2 separate regions of the Mus musculus genome follow, and region 2 is linked to region 1. Evidence: chromatin loops called from intact Hi-C (ENCODE). Cell type or tissue: heart. All regions are shown on one strand.

What was found. Peaks named below come from ENCODE experiments on the same cell type or tissue, not always from the same donor. Only the 100,000 strongest peaks of a DNase experiment are listed, where the experiment ranks them.
Region 2: it touches region 1 in a loop (2.7-fold over the local background); 3 of 42 quality-filtered maps call a loop at or near these places.

The regions. Positions count from the first base shown.
Region 1 is chr2:27,551,423-27,553,922 of GRCm38, forward strand. No RefSeq gene overlaps it. Among named protein-coding and RNA genes, the nearest start is that of Gm13421, 12 kb to the left of the region's middle. In heart, a CTCF peak has its summit at 1,384; a DNase peak (open chromatin) is centred at 1,369.
Region 2 is chr2:27,698,544-27,701,043 of GRCm38, forward strand. The region is part of intron 1 of Rxra (retinoid X receptor alpha); the gene reads left to right. Among named protein-coding and RNA genes, the nearest start is that of Rxra, 23 kb to the left of the region's middle. In heart, a CTCF peak has its summit at 1,084 (motif pointing right); a DNase peak (open chromatin) is centred at 1,188; H3K4me3 peaks cover 616 bases; H3K27ac peaks cover 1,401 bases.

The sequences.
Region 1 (2,500 bases):
GAAGAGCAACCAGTGCTCTTAGCCTCTGAGCATTCTCTCCAGCCAGTAAATAGCATTTTAAAAGGTGTGAGTGGTGGTGGCGCATACCTTTGATCCTAGCCCTTGGGAGACAGAGGCAAGCAGATCTCTGAGTTCAAGACCAGCCTGATTTACAGAGTAAGTCCCAGGACAACCAGGGCTACACAGAGAAACCCTGTTTCAAAAAAGGAAAAAGTGTGAAAGTGATTTAAGACATCAGTGTAAGCAAGACCTGTGGGTTTATAGATTGGGTCAATCAGTTGAGAAGCTACAAGACTGCTTTGCCAGTTCAAGTTAGACTCTGCTCACTTAAGTTCAAAGCTTCACTCATAAAATCAGTAACAATGTAGAGTACCAGTCTGTGTCCCCTCTGAGGACACCTCTGTCAGCTACTCAGCACCCTAAATTTCCCAGAGTCAGCTTATTTTACTCTTTGATTCTGCTGTCCTTATGGTCTCCAAACCCATGTTTGTTTGTTTTTGTTTTCTGAGACAGGGTTTCTTTGTATCTAGCTATCCTGGACCCGGCTCATCTGGAACTCGGAGATTCTTCTGCCGCTCAGTCCCATGTTATGTTATTGACCGTGTGACCATCCAGTTACCCTCATTGCAGCTATGGGGCCCAGTATGGCTGTGGTTCACATTGTAATTTTTTAAAAAAGATTTATTTATTATGTAAGTACACTGTAGCTGTCTTCAGACACACCAGAAAAGGGCGTCAGATCTCATTAGGGATGGTTGTGAGCCACCATGTGGTTGCTGGGGTTTGAACTCAAGACCTTCAGAAGAGCAGTCAGTGCTCATAACCGCTGAGCCATCTCTCTGGCCCATATTGTAATTCTTGCCATCTAGGGAGAGACCAGTGTTCCTCATGATGCTGGGAATCCCCTAGAAAAATAACTTTTCACAGTCATGCTGAGAGCAGTCTTCTCTGGACCACCCCACAGAGATGAACAGACATGCTGGAATAATCTAGTGGAACATTCCAGTCTCTCTGAGGAGTGACACTTTCCTCTATGACCCCCAAACAGTTCTAGGCTTTGACTTTGTGGCGGTCACCTTATGGCCCATGCTTAGCCAACCAGCTAAGCTGAGCTTCTCTAGCAACTCTAGAAAACAGAGTCTAGAATCTGCTTAGCATTGCTAACCAACAAATCCAACCTATCCAGTCTGATTTCTCTGCAGTTATGCCTCATGTCTAATGATGCGTTGGATGCAAGGTTTAGATGGGGTAGGCATCATTCAGGCGAGAAAGCTGTTTCAGCCTCTTCTAGCACTTACCCCCATGCTTTTGGGAGCTGACTTTCCTAGGTCTCAGATGTAATTTCTGCTCATCTGGAGGAAATTCCATCAGTCTCCACGTGGAGGCAGACTTGCACCACTCAGGGTGCGGAGGCTCTGGAAAAGCCAAACTGGTCTTGGGTCCCGAGGAAAGGAACTTTTGCTCCCCCACCTCCAAGCCTTGGGCAGGGCTGCATTCCCACTTCTCTTTGGCTTGGACAATTTGCCCATCCAGACTGGGCTTCAGTTTGTTTGTTTGTTTGTTTTTTCCAAAGGAATTGATCAGAGAAATACATAATGTGGGCCTCAGACTTGGCTTTGGAGCAAGCTTGGGAGACCCAGCTATGCCTGTCCTGATTCCAGATGGAGAAACTAAAACTTGGAATGCACACACACAGGATGGTGGGGAGGTGTCGCCGGCCAGTTTTGGAGTGTTTTGATCCTGTTCTAGTACCTTGACTGACATGCACAAACTGAACTGGGGTCTACAGCTCCAGAGGACTCTGGGGTGCTAGGGAATGCCCTGGGCTTGTGGCTTGGTACATAGTTATGTTTTGGGTCTCTAGTAAGTGCTGTGGTGGACCAGTCACCTCCCATTGCATATGTATTGTGCATACATGCAATTCCACATGCGATGATTAATGTTGACTGTCAAGTTGATAGGATCCAGTGTCACTTATGAGACAAATGTCTAGGCATGTCCTCGAGGAGTTTTCTAGATTGTGTTTGTCCAGGTAGGAGGAGCCACCTTGAAACTGGTCAGTACCGTCTCACGGGCTGGGGTGCTAGCCTAAATAAGGAGAAAGTGGGCTGAGCTCTGTCTGCATCCTCGGCACGGATGCCATGTGACCTTCCCTCCTAGCTCTGATGACTGTGAGCCCCACCAGCACCATCCCTTCTTGAAGTTGGTCTTGTCAGGTCTTTGTTATATAGCAACTAGGAAATGCCCTGGGGATTTTTTTCATACTACCCAGGAAATGTGAGCCATGAAGCCCAATTCACTCACCAGATTCTCTGAGGACATAGTTTGTATTTTTGTAAACCTGATCATCTTTTTTTAAAAAGATTTATAGATTTATTATATGTAAGTACACTGTAGCTGTCTTCAGACACTCCAGAAGAGGGAGTCAGATCTTGTGTCAGATCTTGTTACAGATGGCTGTGAGCCACCATGTGGTTGCTGGGATTTGAACTCAGGACCT
Region 2 (2,500 bases), 150 kb after region 1:
TACTTTGCTTGGGAAATTAGCATGCTAGAAACCTGATTGCTATAGGTAGGACTTAACATATGAAACTCAGACAGACAAGTATCAAGATGGGCCGGGAGACCTGGTGGGTGTCACTGGGGCATGTAGTCCCTCTGGGCTGAAGTCTTCTACTTGCACAGAGCAGATATTGTTGGGGAGCACGGAAAGACCTGAGCTAAGAGTGGGACGGTAGCATGGGGTATGGGACAAATATGTCGTGGTAGCTGAGCAGGCCAGTTTTGAGCTGCTACCCATGTGGGTTCTCCATCTTCCTGACCACCTGACCCCATCATCCTAACTCGGTATCTTACCAACATGGGGAGTCTGGAGAGGGCAGTGATCCATGCCTCAGGGAAACGCAATCCTTTTGTGGCCCCTGAATATTTCATCAGCAGATTAAAAATTGAAGCTATGCAGTCCCTCTCTCCTCTGGGAGGGTGGGGGAGGGGCTTGCACTCTGTCTCAGGCGGGTTTGCGTATTTTTCTTGGTAATGGAGCCGTGTCAATTAGAAAATGACATTGCTGTTTAAAATGTCGTTCTGGGGCCCTCTTTAATTAAGGCCAAGATGGAATAACCAATCTGTTGCCGTGAATGAAATTTTAAACATCAGAATGAGAGGTGGTGACGTGGAATGGGTTTTGTCACAGAGTGGGTGCAAAGCCATGGGTGATGGATGGAGGCTGTGGCCTGGTGCAGGCTGCACTAGTTGTGTGTGTGTGTGTGTGTGTGTGTGTGTGTGTGTGTGTGTCTGCCTGTCTGCCTGTCTGTAAGGAAGAGTGTTGTTGAGACTGATACTAATAAGTCCAGTGGGGAGGGCAAACTGGCTCTGGCTCTTAGGAGCTTAAATTTGATAGGTGTGTGGAAAACCCTGGGGGACGGTGTGTAGGGGGTGGCAGAGAAGGCCAGGGAGGGATTAGTCTCTAGGTAGCTTTTTAGAATCTGAAGGATAAGATTGGGAAAGGGCTGCATTGGGGCCCTGGGTGCCTGTAAGGCACTGTGATGGGAGGGTCATAGGTTTTAATTTAACTCTCGTGAGCAGGGGCTCCACTCCAGGCCCCCAGATGGCGGCACAGGACCTGGCTGGATTGCCTTGTCTTCCTTGCCTAGCCCCTGTCCAGCAGCAGGCAGAGTGGCCACTTGCCAAGGCAGCAGGCCGTGTGAGGGGAAGTGTCTGGGCCTCCCGGCCTCCTGCTGCTCTGTGCTCAGAGCTGGCCAATGCTTGTTTTGCTTTGGCGGGGCCAAGCTCACCCTGGCTGCATCCTGCAGCTCCCAGGACGTGGGCTTGACTCTGGAGTCAGCTTCCCTGGTGATACAGTAAGCAGCTGCCAGGACTGACAGAGAGGGAGAGTGTGAGGGCTAGGCCCCACAGCATACAATGTGGCTTTGGCTTTGTGGCTGCCGGCTGGCCCTGTTTGTACCCATACTCCTGTGTGGTCAGCTGGGAACTCGGAAGCCTGCCTCCCTTCGGGGACATGAAGGACTCTCATCCCTTCTCTGGGTTGGATCAGCCAGCTTTGCAGACCTTGGCTCTTCCTTCCACCTTGCTTGGCAGGAGGAGGTCCGTCCCTCAGTCGTACTTTCCCCTTGGGGACACTCAGCCCTTCTCCTGAGGCCTGCTCTGAATGGCGGGCCAATGGCTCCTGGAGTACAGGTGGAGGACAAGCAGCTTAGATCTTCTATGTGTCTGGAGAGTTGGGGCACAGGGTTCTCATGTGACTGGGAGAGGTGGCTGGGGTTTCTGGCCTGAAGAAAAAGACAGTATTTAAGTTTTATGAGAACAGACACAGCATTGAACAGCGTGGCTGGGGAGGATATGTGTTGATCTTCTTAAATAGATGTGAAGGGCTGCTGGGTCCTGCTCAGCAATCTTCCCAAAGTAGAATTTGAATTTCTGATGGTTTTTGATTGTGTGAGTCCTCTGGGCAAGTGAGGTGGAGAGAGGAGACTCTGGTGGCTTGGGCTGTGTGTGCATGTGTGTGCTGCATCACTGTGTATGGCAAACTGCCTCGTGTGGCCCAGTCACAAGTGCTCCTCACTCCAACCCTTAGTTGCTTCTAAGAGGTGCTTGGTACCCCTGTGTCCATGTGGGCCACTCAGAACATTCTCAATGTGGTAGTCTGTGCATAGCTCCCTTTCTTGAGGTAGGGAAGATGATACTAAGACTCGTTTGTACCGTTTACTCTCCTCCAGGATAGGAGGACTAAAATGTTTCAGCATAGGGCTACCAGGCATCTGGCATGGGGGTGGAGTTGGGGGCCCAGTGGTGCCTTTGAGATGTGGTTCATTGTTGGGTCTGAGGCTACACCTATGTGGGATCCAGGAGACTCAAGACAGCTCAGAACACCTATATAAGTCTCCCTGGGAACAATTATGGAAAATGACCTGGAGATGCTGTGAATTGGGGCTGGGGCATGTGAGGGGTGCTGCTGTGGAGAGCTATGGACCAGGATGCCTGTTCACTGGGCTCAACACTGATTGTGG